Linked DNA regions of Homo sapiens: region 1 is linked to region 2. The links are chromatin loops, found by intact Hi-C in ENCODE. Cell type or tissue: Caco-2. All regions are shown on one strand. Links, peaks and the distances in the headings refer to the core of each region. The heading gives the core; the rest is flanking DNA.

Evidence for each region. A loop is a pair of places that touch in the nucleus more often than their neighbours do. Peaks named below come from ENCODE experiments on the same cell type or tissue, not always from the same donor. Only the 100,000 strongest peaks of a DNase experiment are listed, where the experiment ranks them.
Region 1: a loop joins it to region 2, with 2.7 times the contacts of the local background. A loop is called at or near these places in 2 of 110 quality-filtered maps.

What each region holds. Positions count from the first base shown.
Region 1 is chr14:71,512,989-71,529,022 of GRCh38, forward strand. All of the region lies in intron 3 of SIPA1L1 (signal induced proliferation associated 1 like 1), which reads left to right. Among named protein-coding and RNA genes, the nearest start is that of SNORD56B, 120 kb to the left of the region's middle. In Caco-2, for the core only: no CTCF peak of the experiment used is centred there; a DNase peak (open chromatin) is centred at 8,433.
Region 2 is chr14:71,370,325-71,386,358 of GRCh38, forward strand. The region is part of intron 2 of SIPA1L1 (signal induced proliferation associated 1 like 1); the gene reads left to right. Among named protein-coding and RNA genes, the nearest start is that of SNORD56B, 20 kb to the right of the region's middle. In Caco-2, for the core only: no CTCF peak of the experiment used is centred there; a DNase peak (open chromatin) is centred at 10,117.

The DNA of each region.
Region 1 (16,034 bases), core at 7,040-9,539, 140 kb after region 2:
AGTTGTCCCACCTTTCCAGATCGAACCAATGTATACCTCACATATACTGACTGATGTCTCGTGTCTCCCTAAAACTAAGCTGAAACCCAACCACCTTGGGCACGTATTCTCAGGACCTTTTGAGACTGTGCCTCAGGCCATGGTCACTCATGTTTGGTTCAGAGTAAATCTTTTCAAGTATTTTACAGAGTTTGGCGTTCTTCATCAATAGCTAACTCCAGGTAGACAGTATCACCGTAGAATTGAACTGTAAGACATCTGGTTGGTGTCTTGGTGTCTGCCAAGAATTGGACACTTGGTTGTTGTGGAACTCCCCATTCCCTATTTGATGATTTGATGTTGGAATTTGTTGGTGTGTGTAGAAGAAACATAGTGTTTCTTTTTACCTAGTGTATCAGTCAGGGTTCTCCAGAGTGTGTGTGTTTATAAATACAAATATATTTATATGTGTAAAGAGAGAGACAGACATACAGACATGGAAATAGATATTGACCGATTTTTGTTTTGTTTTGTTTTAGAGGCAGGGTCTCGCTCTGTTGCTTAGGTTTGTGTGCAGTGGTGCAGTCATAGCTCACTGTAACCTCAAATTCGTGGGCTTAAGGGATTCATTCTCCTACCTCAGCCTCCCAGGTAGCTGGGACTAAAGGCACGTGCCACCGTGCCTAGCTAATTTTTAAATTTTTCTATAGAAATGGGGTCTTGCTATGTTGCCTAGGCTGGTCTCAAACACCCGAGCTCTAGTGATCCACCTAGGCTTCCCAAAGGACAGGGGTTACAGGAGTAAGCTACTGAGACTGGCCTGACTGATTTCAAGAAAGAAATTGGCGAGTAAGCCAATTAGGGATGACAGTTAGGGATGGCAAGTTAGAAATCTGTAGGTCAGGCTAGAAACTCGCAGATAGATGTTGATGCTGCGGTCATGACGCAGAACTTCTTCCTTGGGAGTCCTCCGCTGTTGCTCTAAAGGCCTTTCATTACCGGCGGCGAATCCGTACGGGTCTGCAGCAACCTCAATTCTTGCCTCCTCAGAAGAAAAAAATTGACTGAGGGGCATAAGGCAGAAGAAGAGACCGAGGCAAGTTTTAGAGCAGGAGTGAAAGTTTATTAAAAAGCTTTAGAGCAGGAACAAAAGGAGAGAAAGTACACTTGGAAGCGGTGCAGTATCTGCAAAGATACTGAGGGTGACTTGAAGGACAAGTGTGGGGTTTGACCTTTTGACTTGGGGTGTTATATGTTAGCATACTTCCAGGGTCTGGCGTCCTTTCTGCCCTGATTCTTCCCTTGGAGTGGGTTGTCTGTATGCACAGTGGTCTGTTAGTGCTTGGAGGGGAGCATGTGCAGTGTGTTTACTGGAGTTGTACATAACGCTTGCCTGAGGCATTCTTCCCTTACCAGCAGAATGTCCCTAGAAGGTCATACTCTGCCATTTTGCCTCTTAATGCACATGCTTGAGGTTATTCACCCACCCATTGAGAACTTATTAGGAAGCTGCTGATCACCAGTTTCAGGTGTTTCCTATCTATAGGGAGACTACCTTTCCCTGGTGCTGCCTGCAACTTATTGTTATTTTAGTGAGGCGGTGTGACAACTGCCTGTCCACCACTTGATGGTTGCCTAACTTTCCTGGGAGTGTGGGGGCCCAGTCCTGCCCTATTTGTGTCTGACTAGCTGCCCTCTCTGACACTCTGATGAGGCCCACCCACATTGTGGAGGATAATCTTCACTTAAAGCAATTGAAGGTAGATGTTAGCCCCCTCTAAAGAATACCTTCTCAGCAACACCTAGATTAGTGTTCTATTAAATAACTGTCCACGTTAACATATAAAACTAACCATCACACCTAGTGTGCTCTCAACCAGTGTAAAAGACACTGTGTGCTAAGGATTATATCAATAGATTTTAGACTATAGATGCTGATGTCATCAAACATCCAAATGAATGTTTGTGCTTCGAGTTCTCAAAAACATTTCTGTTCTTAGTGACAGGAGAGCATGTATGGTGATGGAGAGTTCTGTGCATGTTTATCCTACTTGTCTGAGGAGGCTGTTCTCCCCCATTTTGAGTAGTTAAATATGAAAGTTATGATTTGAGCCTCTTTCCTTCATGCTTATGTTTAGTGAAAAGATCTGTATATTGGCTAAATTCCAAAAATTTCATAAAGAACCTGATTATTTAGAATTCAGGCCAAATACACAGTTGTTACTGTAGAGAGGAAAGCAAACATTGCTTTCTGATTTATTCAGAGTGCTCTGAAGGAGAGAATGGAGAATTCGTGTAGCAAAATTACGGCTTAATAAATTCAGTGACTGCTAAGCTGATACCCTTAGTACATACCCTTGAGAATGAAAACTAATGGTTTGCTGAAACATATCTCTAGTGTATTCTATAGCAATTCATTTTTTCTGTTAACCTGTATAATTGCTTCTTACATAAGTAAAGATGTCACCTCTACTTAAAATGAAAATCTCTTCTATGGGCTATGGAATTGCTCATTTTGAAATAGTGCTGTTAGAAAGCAAACAATGAATTAGAGCTGAATCAGCTAGAACTGTCACTTGATGTCTCTATGTAACTTACCATCTGTTTTAAAGATTTCGTACATACTGTAACCCACATAATATGGTCCATAATATTCTAAATTCTGAACATTATTATATAATATTTCTTTTTTTTTGAGATGGAGTCTTACTCTGTCTCCCACGCTCTACTGCAGTGGCGCGATCTCAGCAACTTCTACCTCCTGGATTCAAGCCATTCTCCTGTCTCAGCCTCCCAAATAACTGCTACTACACGCACATGCCACCAGGCCCAGCTAATTTTTTTGTTGTTGTTTAGTAGAGATGGGGTTTTACCATGTTGGCCAGGCTGGTCTTGAGCTCCTGACCTCAAGTGATCCGCCTGCCTCAGCCTCCCAGAGTTCTGGGATTACAGGCGTGAGCCACCAAGCCTGGCCTATTATATAGCATTTAAACCCAAGAAAAGTAGATAGTTATCTTTGATGCCAAATTTAACTGTTTACTTTATGATGTTTTCAAACTGTTAAAATGTGTTAACTTTAAGTGGTATAAAGAACCCTTTGCTTTAAGGGTGGTTACTAGGCCTCTAAGTGCACCTCACTCTAACTTGGATCAGGTCAGCTTGGCAATGGTGACACCAGTGCTGATTGAAATCAGACGCATCATGGATAGAACTCTAAGCATTCTGCTCATGTGATGTTGTTTTTGGTTTTGTTTTAAAATCCAGTTATATTGATTTGAAGAGTTTAATTATTTTGGTTGAAATTATGCTGTTCTTAAATACATACATATTTAAACAAATTGATACACTCTACTTGATCTGAGCCTGAGAGAAACAATCTCACCTGTCCCTGTAGCTGAGTAATAAAATAGCAGGATTTTTTATTAACCTTTTTTTCTGAGACAGGGTCTTGCTTTGTTACCCATGCTGGAGTGCAGTGACACCATCGTAGCTCACTGCAGCCTTGACCTTCTGGGCTCAAGTAATCCTCCCACCTCAGCCTCCTGAGTAGCTGGGACTACTGGCATGTGTCACCATGCTTGGCTAATTTTTAAATTTTTTGTAGAGATGAGGTCTCCCTGTATTGCCCAGGCTGGGCTCAAGCAGTCTTCCTGCCTCAGCCTCCCAAATTGTTGGGATTATAAGTGTGAGACTTACTTTTTTTAAAAATGCCTTTTTTTTTTTGGCTGGGTGTGGTGGCTCACGCCTGTAATCCCAGCACTTTGGGAGGCTGAGGCAGGCGGATTGCTTGAGGTGAGGAGTTTGAGACCAGCCTGGCCAACATGGCAAAACCCCATCTCTACTAAAAATACAAAAGTTGGCCTGGTGTGGTGGCGGGCGCCTGTAATCCCAGCTACTCAGGAGGCGGAGTCAGGAGAATTGCTTGAACCTGGGAGGTGGAGATTGCAGTGAGCTGAGGTTTCATCGTTGCACTCCAGCTGGGGCAACAGAACGAGACTTTGTCTCAAACAAACAAACAAAACAAAAACATTTTTTTTTCTTTTAAAAAACCACAGTGTGAATGGTGCTTTCTCAAGAGTTTTAATTGAAGTTTGGGAATGTAAGTACCTTCTTATAAATAAAAATGACATCTATGGTTTTGTTTTATTTCGTTTAATCTAGTGTGTGCCATGGACTCACTGTCATTTTCAAAACTGGGGGATCACATTATTGTATCTTGGTGGACATAATTGTATATGTCTTGGAAACATCTAGAATACCTAGTACAAAACTTTTGGGAAGCTTTTAATGACTATTAAGTGATACTGGCCCAGTCTTCAGTAAGCTTGTAATGTAATTAAAAAAATTTTTTTTGGTTTATTACAAATTTATTTCGGCATAGGTACTGAGGGACATTGTCCCCTTGAGTTTTTTCACTTGATGCATTTAACATCATGGTTCACTGATTTTCCTGCAAACAAAACCACATTCTGTTTTCTTATTTTACTGTTGGAATTTGAGTTGTTTGCAGTTTTCTGTGGGTATAAACAATTATATGTGTCTCCGGGCGACACGTCTCTCAGTGAACATAAATTTAAGAGTGAAATTGCTGGATGGTAGGATATGCCGTACCATCTGCCTACCTAACATCTTGACTGCCTTTCAAAGTGATTGTACCAATGTACATTCCCACCAGAGCATCTGAATGTTTCCATTGCCCCACAGCTTTGCCACATTCTTGACATTGTTTGACTTTTTAAATTTAGTCAAGCTAGTAGTGTGAAAGGTGCTTTTCATTTATATTTTCCTAATTACTAAGGAAGGAAACTGAGCATCATTTTTTTGTATTGAAGGACTTTTTGTATTTTGTAACTTTTATATATTTTTCTCTCGGATTGTTTATCTTATACATTTATAAGAGTTATATACTCTGGATACTTATATTTTGTTGATATGATTTTTAATTTGTGGCTTATCTTTTTATTTTCTTCATGGTATCCTTTAATGAACAGAAGTTTTTTATTTTAACATAGAATGAGGCGAGCTGCAGTGGCTGGACGGACACAGTGGCTCACACCTGTAATCCTTCCACTTTGGGAGGCTGAGGCGGGTGAATCACTTGAGCTCAGGAGTTAGAGACCAGCCTGGGCAACATGGCAAAACCTCATTTTTACAAAAAATACAAAAATTAGCCAGGTTTGATGGCTCACACGTGTAGTTTCAGTTACTTGGGAGGCTGAGGTGGGAGGATTGCTTGAGCTTCAGAGGCGGAGGTTGTAGTGAGCCAAGATCATACCACTGCACTTCAGCCTAGGCAACAGAGGGAGACTGTCTCAAAAAAAAAAAAATTGTATTTTATTTTTTAAATGCAAGTCTTTAGTTAAGTTGGGATTTATTTTTATATAGAGAGTAGAACAGGAATCTAGTTTAATTTCCCTCCACATGCATAAACACATTTGCAAGTACCATTATTAAATAATTCAACCTTTCTCCATTAACCTGGAAGTCTTACTGTGTTATAATTAATAGTTGGTATGGCAGATCCCCTCATTACTGTTGTCTTCATGTGTAGTATCTTGATTTTTCTTGGGCTTTTGATTTTTCATGTGAACTTCACATATAGTCAGCTTGTGAAGTTTTTTTCTTTTTCTTTACTTTTTGTTACTAGTATTGGCACCATTGATTGGAATTTGTCGAGTTTTTAAAATGTCCTGCTGGATGTAGTGGTTCACGCCTGTAATCCCAGCACTTTGGGAGGCTGAGGCTGGCAGATCACTTGAGCTCAGGAGTTCAGCACCAGCCTGGGCAACATGGCAAAACACTGTGTATTAGTCTGTTTTCATGCTGCTGATAAAGACATACCTAAGACTGGTAAGAAAAAGAGGTTTAATTGGACTTACAGTTCTACATGGCTGGGGAGGCCTCAGAATCATGACGGGAGGCAAAAGGCACTTCTTACATGGCGGCGGCAAGAGAAAATGAAGAAACAAAAGTGGAAACCCCTGAAAAACCCATCAGATCTCTTGAGACTTACTCACTATCACAACAATAGCATGGGAAAGACCAGCCCCCATGATTCAATTACCTTCCCGGGGTCCCTCCCACAACACGTGGAATTCTGGGAGATACAATTCAAGTTGAGATTTCAGTGGGGACACAGTCAAACCATATCACCCCATCCCTACAAAAAACTAGAAATATTACCCGGTCGTGGTGGCATGCACCTGTAGTCCCAGCTACTTGGGAGGCTGTGGTGGGAGGATCACTTGAGCCCAGGAGGTTGATGCTGCAGTAGTGAGCTGTGATTGCACCACTGCACTTCAGCCTGGGCAACAGAGTGAGAACCTGCCTCAAACAAAAACAAAAACCCTCCTAATAAAATCCTATGGATGTAGATATATGTGTAGATGTATAACACACATGCATTTATATTCCCTAGCACTGCCATTGACAGTGCCTGAAAGTATCCCCCAATAACAATGAACATATCTGGCACCCTAATCTTGATTTCTAAATACAATTCTCTAATAAAAGGAACCAGTACTCCTTGGAGAAATGAGACCAAAACATGTAGTTTCAGAAAATGAGGAAATGATTGCCAGATACAGCAGCTCATGCTTGTAATCCCAGCTACTTGGGAGGCTAAGGCTGGAAAATTGTTTGAGGCTGGGAGTTTGAGACCAGCCTGGGCAACATAGCAAAACCCTACCTCTAAACAAATAAATTAAAAAAAAAAATAGCCAGACATGGTGTCACACACCTGTAATCCTAGCTACTCAGGAGACTGAGGCAGGATTATTGCTTGAGCCCAGGAGTTTGAGTGAGTTATGATCATACCACTGCACTCCAGCCTGGGTGACAGAGTAAGACCTAGTCTCTTATGGAAAAAAAAGATTGATTGATTGACTGATTGATTATAATAGTGATTAATTATAGTAAACAATAATAGTAATGGATTATAACCCACTGAATAAATTGATGAATAACATAAATGTAAGAATGAATAAATGATTAGCTGGTTGTGGTGGCAGCACACACCTATAATCTTAGCGGCTGAGGACAGAAGGATTGCTTGAGCCCAGGAGATCGAGGCTGCAGTGAACTGTGATTGCACCACTGCACTCAAGCCTAGGTGACAGAGCAAGACCCTGTCTCAAAAAAATGAAAAAACAAATTTTTTTTAAATAATGAAATGCCGTTAATTGAAAGCTTGATGAGGTACCAGATATTTATATAGTTTCAGATTACCTCCATATGAAATACTTACTAATTACAAAGGGGGAAAGAATAAATTACAGTGGTGGAAGCCTGGCAGATACCACCTTAATCAGTTCATCAAAATGAACATCATTGGTAAGAATACAAATCAAAATTGTTTGTCACTGATAGGATGCCATGAGAACACAGTATTCTTTCTGTGATATTCTTGCTAGTGTTTTTGCTTATTATTTATTTTTAAATAAATGTTATTTTGAAGTATGATATACACACAGAGCACAGATCATAAGTGGATAGGTCAGTGAATTTCAAAAATTGGACTCATCTATGAAACCAGTCCCGAGATCAAAAAAATGAAGTGTCACTCTGGAAGCCCCTGATGGGACTCCTGCGAGTTATAGCAGTGATTAGTTTTGCCTGGTGTTGAACTTTCTGTAAACGGAATTAGGTAGTGTATACTTTTGTATATGGCTTTTTTCTTTCAGCATTACATGCATGATAGTTCATGTTACAGGTAGCAATATTTCATTACTTTTATTGTTACAGTATTCCGTTATATGGAACTCCTCAATTATTATTTTTCTTTCCTTATTATTATTTATTTTTGACACAGGGCCTCACTCTGTCACCCAGGCTGGAGTGCAGTGATGTGATCTCAGCTCACTGCAGCCTCCATCTCCCAGGCTCAGGTGATCCTCCCACCTCAGCCCCCCGAGTAGCTGAGACTACAGGAATGCACCACCATGTTTGGTTAATTTTTTAATTTTTTTGTACGGATGGGGTTTCGCCATGTTGGCCAGTCTGGTCTCGAACTCCTGGACTCATGCAGTCTGCCTGCCTCAGCCTCCCAAAGTGCTGGGATTACAGGTGTGAGCCAGTGTGCCCAGCCTAGCTTTTCTTTCTGCTGTGGATGTGCACTGCAGTTGTTTTCAGTTTTGGGCTATTAGGAATTGCACTGCTATGAACATCCTTGTTTATGTTGTAGGGGAGAAAGATTTCTTTTTCTTTCCAATGGCTAGGTACATGGCTGACATCCTATCACAAAAGACAGATTAACAAGAGAGAAGCATACGAATTTATTAATATAAGTTTTACGTGACACAGGAATTTTCAGGAATTAAGACCCAAAGAAGCAGGGACATCTCTGTATTTTTATGCTAAATTTGATGATGAGTGGACAGTTGTGCAGAAGTCTGATTGGGCAAAGGGAGTATGAGGCAGTGGTAATAAACTAGGCCTATTTGTTCAGCTGCTCCATGTCCCTGTGTCTTCAGAGATAAGGGCATTCCTTTCCTGCAGGTATAGGGAGGGTATCTGTGGAATGAAGGTCTTATGACCTACTTCAGAGGAAGGCTAGAGAATTCTTTTATGGCCTACTTCATAGTAGAAGGACAGGAGAAGGTTGCTTCTGTGGTTTTCTCAAATGCTAAGATGCCATATTTTGCAGTAGCATGTGCTGAACCCCATTAGTGTCTTTTGCTACAAATATGTGTCCATTTATGCTGGCTGTCTACCTAGGTGTGAAATTGCTGAGTTATAGCATATGCCTATGTTCAACTTTAATAGATGCTGCCAGTTTTCCAAAGGAGCCGTATCAGTTAACACTGCTACCAAAGGTGTAAGAGAGTCCCATTTGCTCCACATTCTTAGTGACATGGTTTTAATTTCAGCCATTCCAGTGGGTAGGTAGTAGTACCACATTGTGATTTATTTATCATGACTAATGGGGTCAGTCATCTTTCATCTGACTGTTAACCCTTTATTTGGTTGTCATCTTTTGTGTGGTATCGCCATTCATCTGCTTTTTAAGTCTGTCATCTGGGATCATTTTCCTGCTGTGCAAAAGTCATATAATTTATTGTGTGTCTGTTGATGGTAAAATCTTGGTTTTGTTTGCCTGAAAATGTTTATTGTTCTAGAAGGAATTATCTCTAGCTATATAATTCTGGGTTGATAGTTCTCTCTCTTAGTTTATTGAAAATAATAGTTCTCTCTGTCTTGTGGCTTCCATTGTTGCTTTTGAGAAATAAGTCATCACCTTAATTGGGGTAATTTGTAGGTGATTTTCTTTTCTCTGCTGCTTTTAAGATTGTTTTTTATTTAGTGGTCAGTATTTTTACTTTTATGTCTCTTGGTATTGATTTTTCACTTGCTTCTTGTTTGCTGGCCTTTCTGGATTCAAGGATTGGTGTGTCATTTATACCAGAGAGTTTCTCCATTATCTTCTTCTAGTACAGTGTGAGTATCCCTGATCTGAAATGCTTGGGACCAGAAGTGTTTTGGATTTCAGGTTTTTTCAGATTTTGGAATATTTGTAGTATACTTTCTAGTTGAGCATCCCTATCTGAAAAACTGAAAACCTGAACTCCAGTGAGCATTTCCTTTGAGCATCATGTCAGCACTCAAAAAGTTTGAAGTTTTGGACCATTTCGGATTTCAGATTTTCCGATTTGGAATGCTCAAGTGGCACTCCTTTTAGGCAGATTTTAGGTCTATTCACTCTATCATCTAAGCTTCTTAATTTCTCTCTCTCTTTTTTTTTTTTTTGAGATGGAGTCTCCCTTTGTTGCCCAGGCTGGAGTGCAGTGGCACGATCTCGGCTCACTGCAACCTCTACCTCTCAGGTTCAAGTGATTCTCCTGCCTCAGCCTCCCGAGTAGTTGGGATTACAGGCTCCACCACCACACCCAGCTAATTTTTGTATTTTTAGTTGAGATGAGATTTCACCATGTTGGCCAGGCTAGGTGATCCACCCGCCTTGGCCTCCCAAAGTGCTGCAATTACAGGTGTGAGCCACTGCACCCGACCTTACTCTCTCTTTTAAGGTTTGCATTTTTTTATTTGAGAAACACTCTGGGTAATTTTTCAAGGTCAGTCTTACAGTTTACTGATTCACTGTTCATCTGTGTCCATTCTGTGATTTATCCACCTAATGAATTTTTTTAAAGTTCAGTTATCACATTTTAAATTTCTCGATGGTTTGGTTCTCTCTCCATTCTGTTTGGTTATTTACAGTCCCTTATTTGCTCATATTTTCAAACTTCTCATTTACACATATATGCATATATGTTTTTTTTTAGATATCACACTTTGTCAGCTTTAATATTTGGCATAGAGAGAAAAAGGCCTGCAACTAGATTTTAGATGAAAGTTATGACTCAGAATCCCTTGTCTATCCATATTTTTCTTTTTTTCGCTTTTTATTTTGACATAATCTCAGAGTTTAAAAAAAAAAAGTTAGATATGTCAAGCAACTTCCATCTACCCTTTGCCCACCTTTCCCAAATGTTAATATCTTACATAACTATAGTAAAATTATCTAAATCAGGTAATTAACCTTGATAGAATACTGCTAACTGATCTCTACACTGCATTTGTTTTTTATCAACTCTTCCAATAATGTCTTTTGTTTGGACCGTGGTCCAATCCAGGATCAAACATTACAGTTAGTTATGTTTCCTTATTTTCTTTAACCTGTGGTGTTTGTCAAATGGTGGTTTTTCTACTTCCATTATCCTTTTTGCATGTGTCCATTAAAATTTTCCTATAAGAAAGAGCTTGGCCTTCTCTTCCATGTACTACACATTCAGTTATTTATTTTTTATCACTATGGACTTGTGGATGTTTGTTTTATCCTATGGGTTATAATCCTTTAAATTGTTCCAGATGTGGCCTCTTCAGTTTGGTTCCACTTTCCTTTTAAGAAGTCCCCAGCTTTTTTGAGCACTTCCTTACTTTTTGGCACCACAAGATATTTCAGGCTCACCTGATATTTTCCCTGTCTCAGTTTTGCAGCCAGACATCTCTCCAAGTAGTCCTGGTTCTTTTTATTGAAGGATGGTGTTTAGAAACCACCGTCTGGGTGCTAATTGTGCTATTAAGATGTTATTACCCTTAGGCTCTCTCAGAGGACAGAGCTGGGAGATGAATATATGTATGTATACACATATCTACATTTATCTGTTCCTGTCTGTTGAAATACATGTTAAAAACTATGATTTCATAGTGATACCGCTGATTCAAATCTAACACCATGAAATTCATTCTAGCCTTTCTCCTTTCTGTATTTGTTTTGTCTCTAGCCTCAGTGTCTATTATAGTCAAGATACTGGCTTCCACAGTGGTTAGTTCTTCTGCATTCCCTTCAGGGTGGTCATGTGGTTATGTTATGTATTCCTAATGCAGTTTAGTTGTTACTGTTTATGTTTCGCTTTAGGTTCCCCTTATATACTGGTTGATGTTAATTGTTTGCTTTTTTTATTTCGGGAAACATTACCATGGTTCTAAATGTCAAAACTATGCAAAAAGATATATTTTGAGACATGCCACTTCATTCTCATTCTCCATTCTCATTCCCCAGTTCCCACTCCCATGGTTCCATAATGCTTGTAAGATAAAATTCAAACTTCAGTGTGATTTACAAGTCCTTTCATCATCTCAGTTTTATTTATTTGTTTATTTTTAAATAGAGATGAGGTCTCACTATGTTGCCAAGGCTGATCTCAAACTCCTTAGGCTCAAGTAGCCTCCTGCCTTGGCCTCTCAAAGTGCTGGGATTATAAGCATGATCGGCTGCACCTGGCCACATCTCAGTTTTAGCTTGTCCTTGTACGTCACACTCTGGTTGTCTCAGATTTGTGATTATACCTCAGATATGACCGACTCATTCATGTCTCCATGCATACGTTCTCTCCCTCTGCCTAGAGTGATACTTCTATTCTCCTAACCTTGCCTATCTGTAATCATTCAAAACTTATTTCCATTCTTACCTCTATGGGAAAACTTCCTTTCCTTTTTTTCTTTTCACTTGCCTTTTACTCTCCCTACATTTAATAATCTTGCTCTGTCACCCAGGCTGGAGTGAAGTGGCATGATCATGGCTCACTGCAGCCTCAACCTCCCGGGCTCAAGTGATCCTCTTACCTCAGCCTCCTGAGTAGCTGGGACTGCAGGCTCACACCACCACGCCTGGCTAATTTTTGTATTTTTTGTAGAGATGGGGTTTTGCTATGTAGCCCAACTGACTTTTTTTTTTTTTGAGTCAGAGTCTCACTCTTGCCTAGGCTGGAGTGCAGTGGTACGATCTCGGCTCACTGCAAGCCCCACCTCCTGGGTTCAAGCAATTCTCCTGCCTCAGCCCCCTGAGTAGCTGGGACTACAGGTGCCTGCCACCACACCCGGCTAATTTTTGTGTGTTTTTAATAGAGACAGGGTTTCACTGTGTTAGCCAGAATGGTCTCCATCTCCTGACCTCGTGATCCACCCGCCTCGGCCTCCCAAAGTGCTGGGATTACAGGCGTGAGCCACTGCGCCCAGCCTGTAGTGACTAGATTTCAATTATTTTCACCTTCTTTTCTTTATTTCTTCTCTTTTCATTTCACTAATGACATAAGCCCATACAATAGAACGTAAATCCTCATAATGTGAAAACATGTCAGCTTTGAAAGTCAAGACTGTATCATTGCCACGTTTGCTACTTCACTTGAAAAGTTGAAACTTCCTGTCTATTTAATCTGTTAGATTGGAAGAAATTGTTGTACCAGAAATAAATCCCTTCATCAGTCTTTTAAGAGCCTTAGTAAGCTTTTAAATTGTCGTTATTTTTAATGTCCAAAAGGCAAGTTCAGTGACCTTCCAAATTGTGTTTCTAAGCTGTTTGTGTTACTTTTTAAATTCTGTATTGCTTACTTAGCAGATTATGTTAAAATGCAGGGACTTATTTCTACCAGTCTCTTCACCCATCTGTTACTTTCCTTCCTCCCTCTGTATTGCGTTTACCTCCTGCCACTCCTGTGTACGCTATCTAATCATAGCTCGTTCTCAAGTCCTACATGAAACTTGGAAGAGGAGTTTAGTTGCAATGCAGACATCACACTGTAGATGTGAAGGGAGAGCTTCAGGAACTTGCTTTGTGAGGGCACAAGGCTTGCATTCCATCAGTGTTTGAATCTGGGTATAGCATGCTATGAGAAAGCATCCACTTAGTAATGTGTCCCGTATTGTTTATTTATAATAATTACTGAAATGTTTTACTTTTTTTATTCAGAATGAAGACAAGTACATCATAAATTTATACCTTAATGAATTTTTCCAAATTGAACATAGTCGTGAAACTACCACTCAAATCAGGGAATCTAATATTATTAGCCCACCGAATTTCCCCCCTTTTCCTTCTCCCAGTCTGTATTTTCCCCTACATCCTACACTCAGTGGAAACTATTATTCTGACTTACATAGTTTTACCTATTACTGAACTTTATAAAACAGAATCATACAGTATATTCTTTCATGTGTCTGGCATCTTTGTCTCAACATTATGTTTGTGAGATTTATCAGTGTTCTTGTATTAGTTATGGTTCATTTATATTCATTGCTGTGTAGCAGGCGAAACTAAGGCTGGTGGACTGGCTGTTTTTGTAAATAAAGTTTTATCGGAACACAGCCAAGCCCGTATTGTCTATGGCTGCTTTTGTACTCCAAAGGCAGGTTTGAGCAGATGTGACAGGGACAGAGATTTTATGGCCTGCAAAGCCTGAAATATTTACTATTTGGCCCTTTACAGGAGAAAAAAAAAATCCTGATTCCTGCTCTATAATATTCCATTATATGAATATTCCACAATTTGTTACTGGGTTTCGGCTATTACAGCTAACACTTATTGGAAAATTATTGTATAGGATTTATGTTTGCACATTCCCAGGAGGCATTTACCTAGGAGTGGAATTGCTAGGTTGCAGGGTATGTTTATGTTCTGCTTTATTGGATGCTGCCAAACAGCTTTACGGTTTGTATTCCCATCAGCATTGTGTGAGAGTTGAATTGCTGCACATCCTAAGTCTTGGTGTTGTCAGATTTTAAAATTTCAGCCATTTTCATCATTATGTAATTTTATTTCATTGTAGTTTTAATTTGTATTTCCATGGTGATGCATGAAGTTGAACACCTTTTTATATGCTTGTTAGCCATTTTTATATTCTGTTTGGGTGGCTTGTCTTTTTCTTCTCCCCCTAGGACAGAGTCTTGCTCTGGTTGGGATGTGGTGGTGCAATTAGAGCTCACTGAAGCCTCGAACTCCTGGGGACAAGCGATCCTCCTGCTTCAGCCTCCCAAATAGCTGGGACTATAGGCGCACACCACCATGCCTAGCTAATTTTTTATTTTTATTTATTTTTATTTTTTAAACCAAGGAAGATGTTGAATTTTTTTTATTTTTTAATTTTTTTGTAGTGACAGGGTCTTGCTATGTTGCCCAGGCTGTTCTCAAACTCCTGGGCTCAAGCAATCCTCCTGCTTCAGCCTCCCAAAATGCTGGGATTACAGACATGAGCTACTGTGCACAGCCCTCTTATTAATTTGTAAGGAGTTCTTTATATGTTCTGAATCTGTCCTTTGGTAGATATATGTATTGCAAATATTTCCTTCTGTTTTGAGGCGTCCACTTTTCTTCTTTTAATGCTTAAAAATTTTTTTTTTAAAGCTTATTAACTATAATGAATACAGCAACATGGCTGAATCTCACACACACTGAGGCAAGTGAAGTTAGACACTGTATTTGTGGATACATGGACAGTGATCCTCAGCCTTGTCATCATACTACCTGGAAACTTAATTGTCTTAAAGCTTAGTTAGACTTTCATGTTTTTCAGTCCCTCTTAATTGAAAGTGTGGTTTGTTATATAGTTATGTGGTCTGAGGTTTGGATAAGGACAGAGTTCTTATCTTTCCTTTTTTTTGTTTTGAGACCGAGTCTCGCTCTATCGTCCAGGCTGGAGGAGTGCAGCAGCACAATCTCAGCTCACTGCAAGCTCCGCCTCCCAGGTTCAAGCGATTTTCGTGCCTGGGTCCCCAGAGTAGTTGGGATTACAGGCGTGAGCCATTGTACCGGCTATTATCTTTCCCTTTTGAATATTAAAAGCAATTCCAGCATCTTAAAAATCTCAAGTTCTGTGGGTGTGTTTGTTCAGCACTCCATAGTGTGCTGAATATTCATAGATTTTACTAAGTAAGATGATGCAGTATCAGATATTGGAATCATATTTTTGCATTTTTTTCTCCTGAGAACTGTCTCCTCAGATCTTCAAGTTAAGGAATTTAGAAATCGAAGCTTATTTATCTAGCTTTAAATTGCATTGGGTTGAACAGGTTAGTTGTGTCTTGTAGTGAGTAGACTACATGATTTTTGAGGTCTGTTTAATAATTCTATTTTTCAGCTGGGCGCAGTATCTCACGTCTGTAATCCCAGCACTTTGGGAGGCCGAGGCAGGTGGATTACCTGAGGTCAGGGGTTCGAGACCTGTCTGGGCAATATGGTGAAACCTTGTCTCTACTAAAAATACAAAAATTAGCTGGGCGTGATGGTGCGCGCCTCTAGTTCAGCTACTCGGGAGGCTGGGCAGGAGAATTGCTTGAACCTGGGAGGCAGAGGTTGTAGTGAGCCAAGATTGTGCCACTGCAGTGTAGCCTGGGTGACAGAATGATACTCCATCTCAAAAAGAGAAAAATAATAATTCTATTTTTTCCCCTTTTTGTTTCAGCTTTATAAATAGCAGTCCAGGGCAACAGTACTTGATAAAAAGGTATTTTGTTTGTTTTGGTTTGTTATGGTCAGCTCTACAAAGATGCATGTGACCTTAAAAATATTTAGAAATATTATAATACTACAGACAGGCCGGGCGCGGTGGCTCATGCCTGTAATCCCAGCACTTTGGGCGGCTGAGGCGGGCATATCACCTGAGGTCAGGAGTTCGAGACCAGCCTGACTAACATGGAGAAACCTCGTCTCTACTAAAAATACAAAATTAGCTGGGCGTGGTGGCACACGCCTGTAATCTCAGCTACTAGGGAGGTTGAGGCAGAAG
Region 2 (16,034 bases), core at 8,790-11,289:
GAAATACGTCCCATCAATACCTGATTTATTGAGAGTTTTTAGCATGAAGGGTTGTTGAATTTTGTCAAAGGCTTTTTCTGCATCTATTGAGATAATCATGTGGTTTTTGTCTTTGGCTCTTATTTTTGTGGTATTCTTGTTTCACTATTGGGATAGACTTTTAAAGACAGGTGTGTGCATTGCTTAAGTGTAACTCCTTTAGTGTGACTGCTGTATAATTGCCCTTCAGTAGTAACACCAACACAACAGTAAGGGGCAGTACTTATTTTTGGTGGCTACTAAGAGCTTATTATACATATATGTACTAAGAGCATACATTATCTCATTTCTTCATGTGGGTGTTACTCAGGTGAAGTTGAAGCGTTTAGAAATGGAGAGTCAGAGAGGCCAACTTGCGTGCCCAAGGTCAGTTATGAATCTAGGATTCAAAGGTCTTGATTCCAACTGTGATGCTCAACAGTCGCCCAGGATTTTGCCAAATCATAAATGGTACCTTGTGTCTGTGACATCACAGTTTAGTTTCTATGTTATTTATATTTGTATATCTTGTTTTTAAATAGTAATAATTTAACATAAGCAGAAATAGTCCAGGCTCTGCAGTATCTATTCTATAGAAAGTACTTATAATAAAAGTGATATACATTAATACTATAATATAAAGGCAAATACTAAATGAATTTAATAATAAGAGTGGTATTTTGGAGTGAAAAAGGCCACTAAATGGGGGAAGTTGATCTTTAATTCTATTTATTAAATAACAGGATGACCTTGATAAATAATGCTGTTTTCTCATTGGTGACATACTATTAGACTAAGTAGTTCACTTTATATTTAATCAGCCATTATCCTGAGTATTATTAGTGTGAATAAGAAATACTTGTTAGAACATTGGGCAGTGGTAATCAAAATGAATTTCGAAGTGGAATTGTAGTAATGGTTGCCTTACCTTGAGTAATGATAAGGACAATATTTCTGTAATGGATTGTTTATTCATGAAAGATGAAAGATTAAAATGGTCTGTCTCTACTGATGAAAGTAACAGAAGGCAGCCTCAAAGTTTATTTTTATTTTTATTTTTTTAGAGACATAGTCTTGCTTTGTCACCTAGGCTGGAGTGCAGTGGTGTGATCTCAGCTCACTGCATCCTCGACCTCCCTGGCTCAAGTGATCCTCCCACCTCAGCCTCCCAAGTAGCTGGGACTACAGGCATGTATCACCATGCCTGGCTAATTTTTGTTTTGTTTTGTTTTGTTTTGGTTGGGACAGGGTTTCACCCTGTTGTCCAGGCTGGTCTTCAGCTCCTGAGCTCAAGTGATCCACCTGCCTCTGCCTCCCAAAGTGCTGGGATTACAGACCTGCAACACCGTGCCTGGCCAGAGTCTTCAAAGCATATTAAAATATCTATTATTATTTTATTATAGGCATAATTGAGTGTTTTATGGAGCTATGGATGGTTGTTTCTCAATAATGTTCACTATAATTGGAGTTTAAGCAAAGGTATGGTTTCACATGTATTCTTTGTATACTCTTGTGTCACATTTCACTTGAGTGGTAAAATAAAACAGTTCTAAGTGGCATAGTCTAGAGGTCAGGTGATGGTGTCAGCCTCTTAACCCTTACTTGATCTCCTTAATGCATCTCAAGTTTAACATGATTGCTGAATGGTTGAAACAAATCTGATGAACTCAGACTTATTTGCTGAACCCTTTATTTTATTAAGAGGTTAGAAAATATGAGAAACCACAGTTCAGATATTATGATACTGTCTCGTTCATGGTTTTAATTTTTTAAAGGACATGTTTTTGGTCAGTATATACTGGGTGATTGCCTGACAGAAGAGAATGAGTATGCTGGCTCACCTTCCTGTGTAGACTTGTGCACTCAGAATTAGTCAGCTTCCAGGAAGCAATTGGGTGGTAATGACTTTTAGTTGCTATCAGTATGCATAGATTCAAATAAAACCTTGGGCATTCTGCTCTGAACAATACATTTAAACAAAATTCTCAATTTCTTTTTTTCTCCCGTATCCAGATTAATTTACTTGAATAGACTCAGAAACAACATTATACTTTATTGCCATCTACAAGGAGCTGTTTTTTGAGATGACATTCCTCTTAGAGGAATTTACTTCTTTTTCCAAAATTTACAATTCGCTATTTCTGTCTGTGTTCTACATTTACGTTTTCAGTACGTAGAATTTAAATATTCATGTACATTCTGTCCTAGTGACTAAGGAGCATTATGTAAGGAATTTTTCTTCCTCTTTCAGTATATTGACATCACATTCCTTGGCCTAGTATTCATTTTGTGTTTGTATTTCAGTGTAATCCTAACAAGTCCATTCAAGCAGTAGTTGAACCGAGGTTAAGTGGTATTATGGTTGTTTGGCAAGTTATAGCCATAAACACTTACTTTTAAACACAGAATGGCCTGGGGTGTCTGTAATATTCAGTTGCATAATCACAGATTATGCTTTACAAACACAGGAATAAGTACCTGGGTCACATAAATCTTCAGTGAGAAATTGCTCCAGAGGATGGAGCCTACATCTGTAGAGTTCCCTTGAGTGTTTTCTTAGGTATATTAACATTTTTCATTTAATTGAAATGTTTCTGATTGGATGGAACTGTGGATAGTATTTTAGAATTTCCAGATAATCTCCTAACAAACATCTAAAGGAATGGGTTGAAATGTTACCAGTGTTGGGCTGGGTGCAGTGGCTTATGCCTGTAATCCCAGCACTTTGGGAGGCCGATGCAGGCGGATCATGAGGTCAGGAGATCGAGACCATCCTGGCTAACACGGTGAAACCCCATGTCTACTAAAAATACAAAAAATTAGCCAGGCATGGTGGCACGTGCCTGTAGTCCCGGCTACTCGGGAGGCTGAGGCAGGAGAATCACTTGAACCCGGGAGGTGGAGGTTGCAGTGAGCCGAGATCACGCCACTGCACTCCAACCTGTGCGACAGAGCAAGACTCCGTCTCAAAAAAAAAAAAAAAAAAGTTACCAGTATTGGACGGGTGTGGTAGCTCACGCCTGTAATCCTAGGACTTTGGGAGGCCGAGGTGGGCGGATCACTTGAGGTCAGGAGTTTGACACTAGCCTGGCCAACGTGGTGAAATCCCGCTTCTACTAAAAATATAAGCAAATTAGCTGGGTGTGGTGGCTGGCGCCTGTAATCCCAGCTACCCGGGAGGCTGAGGTGGGAGAATTGCTTGAACCCAGGAGGCTGAGGCAGGAAAATCGCTTGAACCCGGGAGGCAGAGGTTGCAGTGAGCTGAGATCACGTCACTGGACTCCACCTTGGGTGACAGAGTGAGACTCTGTCTCCAAAAAAAAAAAAAAAAAGTTACCAGTATTTAAAAATGTATATACTTTTCAAAATTTTATATTTTTTCTCCTCTCTTCTTCCTTCCTGATACCTTTGTGATTTGAAAGCTATTTAAAATGAAACCCTGGTTGGGCTCAGTGGCTCATGCCTGTAATTCTAGCACTTTGGGAGGCTGAGGCAGGAGGATTGCTTGAGGCCAGGAGTTCAAGACCAGCCTGGGTAACATAATGAAATGTCCCTACAAAAAGTTAAGAAAAAATCCTTAGACTCAGTTCACCCTCTGCACACTGGCTGGAGTGGAGTTTAGAGTCATTCTGTTTGAAATGACTGGTAAAGTGTCCATTCAGGGCAGCTCTGCTATGAATGCAAGGAAGTGGTCTTTGGAGCTCTTGTGTAGTATTTGAAAGTACTTCGTGTTACTGCAGACAGCCAAAGAACTGAAATAGAATGCCTGTGATCATGTTTAGAAGATCCCATGGGCATATTGTATATTCTTTAGAATGATGTCAGTATTTTTGACAAAATTTTTTTACTTAACTGCCATTTGCAGTATTTATCAGGAAACCGGAGATATTTGATATAGGACTGTTTTTGTAGTATTTTACTAAATGCTTTTATTGAACGATTCATTCTTCAATTTATCAGTAAGAGTTAATTTTTTGTAATTATTTATATACTCTTATATGTTTTATTCCAACTAATTTTGTCGGTAAACTTATTTGGAGAAATCGTATTCAGTTAAAAGTATTTTCTTGATAGAGCCTTCAAGGTTGCACACTATAGATTTTTATTTATAGTATTTATTATTTTTTATAAATCTATAGTTTTATTAAGACAGAAACTGACAGTGTGGTATGAAGTTTACATTTAAACAAAGTTTTCACAGAAATCTAAAGTATATTATTTTTAATTTTTAATTTTAGTAAAGTGGTCATGCCTGGTTTAAATTGTAAGTAAATAGTAATACAAGGCTTGGAAAGAAAAATTCCTATGCTGTATGCTTCCTGCTTCTCTCTCTGAGGCAACCGTTTTGAAAGTTTTTTTTTTTTTTTTGCTGTTTCTAGTCGCATTCACTGCCATATATCTAAATAATATATTTTCACTCCTATAGCCTGTAGTTTTCAATTGCAAACATTATATTTTGACTTCTTCCTATACAAGGTAAGGATTTGGCTCCTCCTATTTCCCTTTCCCCATCCTCTCAATGATAATTTTACCTAAGTTTTGGTCAAGCCATCATTCAGTATTTACAGTATTATCATTTGAATGTTGATGACAGTGACCACAGAGTTTTCAGTGATCATAATTTCTTTCTCCAACTGTTTCTCCAATAGAGACAGACCATTTTATTTGCTTAGCTTTCTATTTATCAAACAATAATTTTGTTCTAAATATTCTTATAGAACTATAACAACTCAAAGGGTAAAGCAGATTAGAGAATTCTTCAGTTCTGGTTTTCTCTTGGCACTGTCTCTTTCGGGGTTCTGTGTCCTGTTGGTTCTGAGCTGCTTGCTTTCTAGCCTCTGGGGAGCTGCCATTTTGGAACTTCTTTTTACCACCATCTTGGGGATTCTCTTGGGCTTTTTCCTTTGGTGGACTTTCTATTTCCTAGATTCTGTGTGGTCATCTTTCTTTATTTTCCCATTTTGGTGGGAAAGAGATATATAAGTATTAATATATACCAATATCCATCTGCCCATGAGTGGGATTTAAAGCAAACTTTTATTTCCTAATTGTCTGCTACTAATATGTAAGAATATACTTGATTTTTTTTTACATCAGCTTTGTATCCTGCAATCTTGTTAAATTCATTTCTTATAATAGTGTAGTTGTTTTTTAGATTCTGGAATTTTCTACACAAATGATCATGTTCCACAAATAAGAGATTTTACTTCTTTATTTCCGATCTTTATGCTTTACACCTCTTTTTCTTGCTTTATTCCAGTATAGTGTTGACTAGAAAGTGGTGATATCAAGCATTCTTGCTTTACTCTTCTCAGGAGAAAATAATTCAGTCTTTTGCCTTTAAGTATTATATTGGTTTTAGCTTTTTGTATTTGTCCTCAGTTATTTGATAAAGTTCTTTACTCTTCTAGTGTGTGGAGAATTTTTATCATGAATGTCTATTGGATTTTGTCAAATACCTTTTCTGTGTCTATTAGACTGATCCTGAGCATTTTCTTCTTTAATCTGTTAATATGATGTATTACACGGATTGATTTTTAAATGTTAAACCAAAAATGCATTATTGTGATAACTGTGGTGGCTCATGGTATACCTTTTTATATAGTATTGGATTTAATTTGCTAAAATTTTGTTAAAGATTTTTGTGCCTCAATTAATGGTCTGTGATTCTTATTTTTTGTTTAGTGTCAGCATTATGCTATCCTTATAAAATGAGTTGGGCTTTGATCCCTTTTCTGTTTTCTGAAAAAGTGTATGTAGAATTGGTTTAATCTTTTTCTTGAATGTTTCATAGAATTTGCCAGTGAAATCATATGGACTTAGAATTTCCATTTTTGAAATATTTTAAATAACAGATTTGATGTCTTTAAAAAATATATGGCTACTTAGACTTTTTCTTTCTTGTGTTATTTTTGATAGGTTCAATTTTCCAAGAAATTTGTCCATTTCATGTAAGTTGTTGAGTTTGTTGGCATAGTTAAACATTGTGTTCTCTTATAATCTTCTTTTTTTTTTTCTAGTAGGCATGTTGGGTTTACTTTGATTAGCAAATTGGCTTTTACAATTATTAGAAAATCATTTATTTGCCAGTATTTAAAAATCAGGAGGTTCCACGTGATCCAGATTTAAGCTACTCTTGAAAAACTAAAAAATCAGGCAACTTTTTTTTTTTTAAGTATTCCTTTTTCTTTTTAATCTCACCAGCATCAGTTATTTCATTTATTTATTTTTTTTTAGTATTTATTGATCATTCTTGGGTGTTTCTCCGAGAGGGGGATTTGGCAGGGTCATAGGACAATAGTGGAGAGAAGGTCAGCAGATAAACAGGTGAACAAAGGTCTCTGGTTTTCCTAGGCAGAGGACCCTGCGGCCTTCCTTAGTGTTTGTGTCCCTGGGTACTTGAGATTAGGGAGTGGTGATGACTCTTAACGAGCATGCTGCCTTCAAGCATCGTTTCCATTTAACCCTGAGTTGACACAGCACATGTTTCAGAGAGCACGGGGTTGGGGGTAAGATTATAGATTAACAGCATCCCAAGGCAGAGAAATTTTTCTTAGTACAGAACAAAATGGAGTCTCCTATGTCTACTTCTTTCTACACAGACACAGTAACAATCTGATCTCTCTTTCTTTTCCCCACATTTCCCCCTTTCTATTCGACAAAACCACCATCGTCATTATGGCCCGTTCTCAGTGAGCTGTTGGGTACACCTCCCAGACGGGGTGGCAGCTGGGCAGAGGGGCTCCTCACTTTCCAGATGTGGCGGCCGGGCAGAGGGGCCCCCCCACCCCCCAGATGGGGCGGCCAGGCAGAGGCAGCCCCCACCTCCCAGATGGGGCGGCGGCCGGGTGGGGGCGCCCCCCCACCTCCCAGATGGGGTGGCGGCTGGGCGGGGGTGCCCCCCCACCTCCCAGACGGGGCGGCGGCCGGACGGGGGCGTTCTCCACTTCTCAGACAGGGCGGCTGCCGGGTGGAGGGGCTCCTCAACTTCTCAGACGGGGCGGCCGGGCGGAGGCACTCCTCAGTTCCCAGACGGGGTCGCGGCCGGGCAGAGGCACTCCTCACCTCCCAGACAGGGTGGCAGCCGGGTAGAGATGCTCCTCACTTCCCAGACTGGGCGGCCAGGCAGAGACGCTCCTCACTTCCCAGACTGGGTGGCCAGGCAGAGGGGCTCCTCACATCCCAGACCATGGGCAGCCAGGCAGAGACGCTCCTCACTTCCTACACGGGGTGGCGGCCGGGCAGAGGCTGCAATCTCAGCACTTTGGGAGGCCAAGGCAGGCGGCTGGGAGGTGGAGGTTGTAGCGAGCTGAGATCACGCCACTGCACTCCAGCGTGGGCAACATTGAGCACTGAGTGAGTGAGACTCCGTCTGCAATCCTGGCACCTCGGGAGGCCGAGGCGGGCAGATCACCCGAGTTCAGGAGCTGGAGACCAGTCCGGCCAACACGGCGAAACCCCGTCTCCACCAAAAAATACAAAAACCAGTCAGGCGTGGCGGCGCGTGCCTGCAATCCCAGGCACTCGGCAGGCTGAGGCAGGAGAATCAGGCAGGGAGGTTGCAGTGAGCCGAGATCGCAGCAGTACAGTCCAGCCTCGGCAACCGAGGGAGACCGTGGAAAGCAGGAGATGGAGACGAGGGAGAGGGGGAGACAGTGGAAAGAAGGAGAGGGAGAGGGAGAGCTAATCTTCTTAAATGTCTATAGGATCTCTGGTTTTTTGGTTTTGTATTTCCATTTCTGATACTAATGATTTGTGTTTTGTCTTTTTTTTTTTGATCACTCTAACTAAAAGTGTGTCGGTTTTGTTGATATGGTACTTTTAAAGACTCAGCTTTTGGCTGTGTTAATTTTTTCTGTTGTCTTTTTTTCATTTCAGTGACTTCTGTTTTCTGTTATTTTCTTCTTTCTATTTTGGGTTTAGTTTGCTCTTTTTCTTGTTTCTTAAGGTGGAACCTTAGGTAACTGTGGTAGATCTTTCTTATTTTCTTTTATTAAGCATTTAAAATAAGACATGTTTTCTATTTGTTGCCATTTGGTTCAGATGTTTTCTGATTTCCTTTTTGGTTTCATTTTTGACCTATGAGCTCTGGAGGTGTGTTGTTTCATACATTGGGGATTTTCTTAGATATCCTGTTATTGATTTCTAATTTAATTCTGTTGTGGTCAGAGAATATTTGTGGAATTTCAATCCTTTTATTGAGAGCCCACCATATGATATGATCTGTCTTGATAAATGTACCATGTGCATTTGAAAGGAATGTGTCTTTTTCAATTGCCACATTTTCTGTGAATGTTAATTAGGTTGATAGTGTTTTTCAGAACTTCTAGGTCATTCCTGATTTTTTTTTTTGTCTAATTGTTCTATCACTGAGTGATACATTGAAAATCTATGATGATTTTGTCATTGTCCTTTTTTTATTATGTCTGTTGTTGCTTCATTTATTTTGAGATGTGTGTACATTCATAATTGTATGCCTTCATGAATTGTCTCCTTTATAATTATGAAATGTTGCTTTTCATAATTATACTCTTGATGGTAATACTCTATTTAAAAGTTGATTAGAAGCTCTGTGTGTGGTGAGGCTGGCATTCCTTTGCCTCTGGATGATCTGTTTGGGCCCTGCCATTTCAATGGTAGTCCCCTTATTGATCTAGTTCTTCTCATTTTCAGCCTCACCCCTTAGTACCTCAGTTTCTTAGCCGTTCTGAAGTTCTGTATCATGAATAGATTGCTTCCTCCTGGTGACTTCCTCACACTTCGTTTTCAGCTTTCTCCAGTTTGCTAAATCAATTCCCAGTTATGTGTTGCTTTTCTATCTGTCAGAATTTTGTTGACATCTCATATGCTGTTGCCTTTTTTTCATATTTTTCTGTCATGTTCTTTGTTGTCATTTCCGGAGGGAATGGAGGTAAGTGTCATCCACTTACTTACATTACATTAAGACTTTCTTTCTTTCTTTTTTTTTTTTTCCTTTAAGAGACTGGGTCTCACTCTGTTGCCCAGGCTGGAATACAGTGGCCTGATCATTGCTCACTGCAGCTTCAAACTCCTGGGCCTGAGCAGTCTTCCCACCTCACCCTCCCAAGTAGCTATGACTACAGGTGCAGGCCACCGTGCCTGGCTAATTAATTTTTTTTTTTTTTTTAAAGAAATGTGGTCTCGCTGTGTTGCCCAGTACTGGCCTCAAGCGAGCCTCCTACCTCAGCCTTCCAAAGTGTTGGGATTATAGGCGTGAGCCACTGCACCTGGCACAGTAAGACTTTTAATTGACATACATTGTTGTTAACCTGATCTTTAAAATATAAAACACTAATTCAGTGTTATCTTCTGCCATGTAAGGAAAAAAGAGTGCGTGTGTGTGCGCGCGTGCGCGTATGGTGTCTATTTCAGTGATTTGAAAACTAATGTATTTCTTGCTGTAGATTTCATTTACATTAGAAAGTATTAGTGGTGTTTACTTTCTTTGTGCTTCGTTTGGTAGACATTGAGCAGTATTTTATACATTTTCCATTTTACAATTTTAATACCGTCTTTTTTTGTTATGGGGCTCACTATCACATAAAATGTTTTTGTAAATGATTAGCTATTTTTTGTGTTTTGATAACTTATTATTGCCATATTCTTTCAAGTGCCTTCTTTTTGAAAATAATAATAATAATATAGAATAGAGGTTTCTTTGACCTAGGATTTGAAAGTCACAGAGTTGCCATTTTAATCTAAGTCATGTAAATATACTGCTAGTTTCTTCACCCAGAAATGTAAACTTCACAGAGTTGTTAAGGGTATCTTACTTGTAAGGTAATAGAAAAGGGTTTAAAAACATACCTAATGTGTGTAAAATTGTGTATGGAATAATTAACATACTTTTGGATAGTTAGGAATTAAATTATTTGTGTTTATGTCCTTTGATAATTAAATGGTTCTTGTAGATAACTTTTAGTTGAATATCCTTTGTGGTGTAAAACTTGTCCCATGCTTTGTAAAATGACGCTCATCTCATAACTTCTTCATATCCCAGATACAGTCCTGCATGAAGGTAGACAGCTGCCCAAATATGGTACTTAAATGCTCAAGAACTTACAGGCCTCTAAATTGCTCCATGTTCAGTCTGGTATTTTGCGATGCATTCCAAAGATTCCTGTTAATTGCCTGTGTTGTTACTGAAGAAGTTATATCCTGGGATGTTATCTGCCTTTGGCCTCTGGACAAAAATTTGGTTTTATCTGGAGAACAAGACTTTAAGAGAATAGGATACAGGACTCTTAAGTTTTTTGGATAGCAGGGTAGAAGAAATCTAAAATCTATGCAATGTCAGGGTTGGTAGGCCTTGATAGAGAGCCATAGCTCTTAGCCTTGGGAAGCAGGGAAATGATTCCAAGTAGAGTAGGGATACAATATCTATTTTTCAGGCCTTTTAGATCCAGCCCTGTCTGATCTCTTAATCATCATAATACTTATGTAGTTATTGTCATGTTTGAGTATAAAATCCATGCACTTGAAGACCAAAGATCCAAGTACTAGCAGCTTAGCAACACTTATATGCTGCCCATGTAAGCCTCTTAAAGCATATTTCACAAGTGAGGAAAAGTAGAAGTTTCCCACCCTTAATGGGAAGAAATGAAGGAAAAAAGGAATATTAATAATTGACTATTACCCCCATAGTGCAATTGGCATTTGTACAAAATATAAGACATTCATTGATATGACTTATTTTATTTTATTTTTGAGATGGAGTCTGGCACTGTCGCCTGGGCTGGAGTCCAGTGGCGTGATCTTGGCTCACTGCAACCTCCGCCTCCCGGGTTCAAGTGATTCTCCTGCCTCAGCCTTCCGAGTAGCTGGGATTACAGGTGCCCACCACGGTGCCCGGCTAATTTTTTGTATTTTCAGTAGAGACGGGGTTTCACTGTGTTAGCCAGGATGGTCTCAATCTCCTGACCTCGTGATCCGCCCTCCTTGTCCTCCCAAAGTGCTGGGATTACAGGCATGAGCCACCATGCCTGGCCCCAATATGACTTATTTAATGAGTTTGGAATCCCCCTCACCCCGCCCTTCATATTCGTATATTTGAAAGAAGCTAGATTATAGAGGGAAAGATAAATTTATAATGATTTTGCTAATTTTGTGATAATGGTGATGGGTATATTAAAAATAGTTTAAAAAATGGAAAATAGAGTTATATAACTGAATGTTTGTATTTGTTGACATAAAGTATAGACAGCTTTAGCACTTGAAAAATCGGGTGGATTCTTGTTTTAGAAGCTGTTCCAGTGAATTCCCTTTCCTTATGATCTTTTTGTCCTAGAAATATTCAAAATAATCTTTATCATAAAGTAACATTATTATTGAATTGAACAGACTTACTTTGGTCCTTTGTTGGCAACTGCATTGTGGTGATTTTCTGTATTTCTGATAGACTGTGTGTGCTGGTCAGGTTGTTAATTCTTGGTGCCCTCTTCTCTGTGAATATATTTCTGGTATGATAACCTTACTATCTTTCTATGCCTAATTCCTTTTTGAATCCATGATACCCATTGTGATATTATGAAAATAACTGCATTTACAGATTTTAGAGATGGGGTAGTACTGTCTGAGTTCTGCTTTATCCTATTTTCTCTTTTTTTGTTTAAATTTTTGAGGTTCTTTTTAAAAGTCATCAGTACTGCATAGTAAATGAAGAATGTCTTTGAATTCCTTGAGTGTGCTTAAATGTGAGAATGTTTCTACTTGTAAGAGGAAGCCAATCCAAGTTAACATTTTTTTCTGCTAATTAAAGTTTAGAATTTTAATCAAGTAATACTTAGCAATAATTATGCTGTCTAGTTAGAATAGTGTTAGAGGACAGTGGTAATTTCTGGATTAGGTGCTCTTCCCCTCTGCTTTCACTAGGGAGAAAGGCGCTAAAGCTAAGAATTCTATGTAGTTTGGTGCTGATATTATTATTGCATAAGCCAAGTGTTTGGGGTGGTTCTAGACTAGCTTTTCTTTACTTGGGTGGTAGAAAACATATCCGGATGAAATAGGCTTTAGAATCTGGATAAGCAATGAATATGATATGGAAACTTTGTCCCACCTTTTGTAAATACGTAACAGAAAGATAACAAAAGCCTAAACAAATTTACATTAGAACTTGTTCAGAGAATTAAGAAGGAAGGAGAGAGATTCGTTTAGCCAGTAGCAGTCCGAAGGTGACTCCATTTTGGCAGTTGTCGGTCTCTTTAAGAACACCATCTTGTTCTTGACTTTTCTGTAGGAGTCACTAAGGACTGAGCTGTGTAGAATTGCTCTCAGAGTTTCTCCCTCGGTAAGGGTTTTTTTTTGTAATTAGGATGAATTGCTTGATAGATATTATAGCACTTTTAAAAGCACCAGTCTGTTCTTAATTAAAGGAGAGAGTATTTTTATTTGTTCAACAGCAAATATTGAGTGCCCATATGTGAAAGATCAGTTCTCTGGGGAAGACCAAGATCAGTAAGATATAGTTTCTGCTCTTAAAGAGTTGTAGCCTTGTCGAGGAAATCAGAAGTGACCATAATCATAACACAGTGATGGGTGCCCCAGAGAGGCCCAGCAGAATATTCTGGGAGTTTAAAGGATGGAGAAACACTGATTTCCCCAATGAATAGAGGGAGTGAAGGCTTCATGTGGGAGGTAGTATTTAAGCAGTGTCTTACTAGATGGGACTTGAACCTATGAAGAGTTTTTCAGATTGAGGCATGTGTTGAGGATAACAACTTCAGATTGCTACATTGTCTAGTGAGGAAAATAAATGATAATAATGCTAGTGTTTATTGAATGTTTAACTTGTGCTGTTTTAAGTGTTCTTATCATTTCCTCATAACAATAACATAGTAACCCTATGAGATAGGTATTATTGTCATTCCATTTTACAGATGAAGAAATTGAGGTTAAGAAACTTGAAACTCTTAACCCACACTGGTCCTGGAGAGTTCACTCTTACTTGCTATGTTATACTTTGGGAAATGTAGCAAAGCTGGATGGGGTTCCATTTATGTAGAGTCTCAAATGCCCAGATGAATAATTTAATATATTGGAAGATATTTTTAAAATGGTTCTGTGTGAAGGTTTTAAGCACATCCTCTCATTTCTCTTAATATACCATGCGTTACTGCCTTTGAAATGCCTTTTTCACTGTGTTAGTTTATTTTTGCATTGCTATAAATATCCAAGACTGGGTAATTTATAAAGAAAAGGGGCTTAATTAGCTCATGGTTCTGCAAGCGGTACTAGCATGGCACAGTCATTTGCTCAGCTCCTGGCGAGGGCCTCTGGAAGCTTACAATCATGATGAAAGGGAGAGGGAGGAGAAGGGGTGGTGGGGGAAAGACAGAGGAGGGAGGTGCCACACACTTTTAAACAGCCAGATCTCAGGTGAACTAACTGAGCCAGAACTCACTTATCACCAAGGGGATGGTGCTAATCCATCATGAGGGATCTGCCTCCATGATCTAGTACCTCCCAGCAGGCCCCACCTTCCACACTGGGGAACACATTTCAACAGGAGATTTGGAAGGCATGAATATCCAAACCATATCACCCACTTTTCCTTATGAATTTCTACTTATTCTTAACTTCTTTGCTTGTTTATTACCTATTCTCTGGGGCTTTTTCAGTCACCCAGGAGGACGGGCCCTTCCATGGGCTCAGGTGGCACTTTGCTGGTTCTTTTCATATAGGGTTTGTTAGGTGGCAGGGTCATTATGTGCTTGTTTTTTTTCTCAGCCAGACTGCGAATTACTTGAATTCTGCCTGTACATACTTTTCATGTCCCTGGTGTTAGGCACAGCATTATTGCTGAATAAAGATCAGATAAGTCCAACGGAATGAAAGGGAAGGTGATGAATTTTCAGATGTCATGCTGACTTTTTTCTTTGCTTTCTTTCTGAGTTGCAGGTGTTTAAAATCCCTAGGGAAGAGATAAGGTGATTTATGTTCAATACATTGGTTCCTGTGAGAATGAAGGAGGGAGATTATTCTGGGTTTGTGTGGGGCCTGGGTTTGGGGCTTGGCCTTGAAGGCCTAACATTTGAGTTGGCAGAAGGGAGAGGGGCACACCCAGCCGAGAGAACAGCATGAGTGGTGCACGGGAATGGGTTCAACATGAAACGACACCGCCGCCTTGAAACTGGAGCTTCTGGGCTTTTCTGCTACACCCAATAGAGCCTTTTATGGCATAGAGAATCTCTCAAAAGCCTTGATTTGTTTGTAGTCAGCCAGAAAGATGTATGGGCCAGCAAAACATTTGCCATGTTGTGGTTTGAATTTAAGGTAAGTTTCTAACACATGGAATATGAAGTTCAAATACTCAACATGCCTTTTTTGGTGGTAAACTGCTATTGAAATATGGGCCCATTTGGTCTAAATTAAACTCATTCTTTGGATATTCTCTAAAATCTTAAAACCGCCAGTAATCTCACATTTAACTGGCATGTCTTCTGTAGTCAGCCTGACCCGCGTTTCCTTTTGACTGTCTCCTTCAGATCGGTAGGGACTTTCAGCATTGCTGTAATGGACTTGTGTTGTTTAATTCAGCTTTTTGCTCTTTATCTGGAAGCACTCTGGCTGTGATGTGGGGAATGAAAGGTATTGAGGAGAGTCAGGGTTAATCGGACTTGTGGAGAGGACAGCGATAAAGGACTCTTGTAATAAAGGAGGATGTTAGAATCCAGGAGAGGGTGTCATTGTTAAGACACATCTTTCAACAGTTGGAAACCTTTTAAAATATTTTTAAGGCACAACCCAGAGTACTAAAAAAGGATGCCTTGAAACTACCGATGCCCCAGATTAAAAGCTTTCTCCCTCAGAAGTTCTGATTAAAATTGGTCGTGCTCTCAGAAGTGCCCAACAGGGTAGAGACAGTCTTCCTCAACATGGTCAAGGTCATAACTCACAATTTTACTGACTCTGATTATTCTGGGGACCATAGGCCTTGTCTTTGGTGGAGTGAGGACTAAAGGAAAGTAGGTAGGTGTGGGTATGGCCTCCATCCCAGAGTCTTCTCTGCAACAGTTGCTGGTTTTTAGTTTTTGCTGCTGATTACTGAAAAATTTAGTGCTACAGATGTTAAAACAAAAGCTCCTCGAGGATAGGGACTTGGTTTTGTTCCCTAATAAAACCTCTATTGAATAGCTCTATCCAATAGATGTATGCTGTGCCTTCATTATATTTAAATATTTCTAGTTGCATTAAGACAAAGTAAAAAGAAAAGTGAATTTAATTTTAATAATATATTTTATTTCATCTGATTTATGTGAAATATTATCTCAACATATAATACATATAAAAAATTATAGAGATGCTTTACTTTCTTTTGTACATTCTTTTTTTTTTTTTTTTTTTTGAAACAAGTCTTGCTCTGTTGCCTGGGCTGGAGTGCAGTGGCGCAATCTCGGCTCACTGCAACTTCTGACTCCCTGGTTCAAGTGATTCTGCTGCCTCAGCCTCCCGAGTAGCTGGGATTACAGGCATGTGCCACCACGCCCAGCTAATTTTTGTATTTTTAGTAGAGACGGGGTTTCACCATGTTGTCCAGGATGGTCTCGATCTCCTGACCTCGTGATCCGCCCGCCTCAGCCTCCCAAAGTGCTGGGATTACAAGCGTGTGCCATCGCACCTGGCCTGCACATTCTTTTGTTTTCAGAATCTAGTGTATATCTTATGCTTACCGTATATCTCAGTTTGTACTAGTGCCATTTCAAATTCTTAATGGCCACGTGTGACTACTGCCTGTCATATTGGACAGTGTGGTGACTATATTAGTCAGGATTCTCTAGGGGGACAGAACTAATAGGATAGATGTATATATAAAGGGGAGTTTGTAGGTCCCACAATAGACCGTCTGTAAGCTGAGGAGCAAGGAAGCCAGTCCAAGTCCCAAAGCTGAAGAACTTGGATTCCAATGTTGGAGAGCAGGAGACATCCAGCACAGGAGAAAGATGTAGGCTGGGAGACTCAGCCAGTCTAGTTTCTTCACGTTCTTCTGCCTGCTTTTA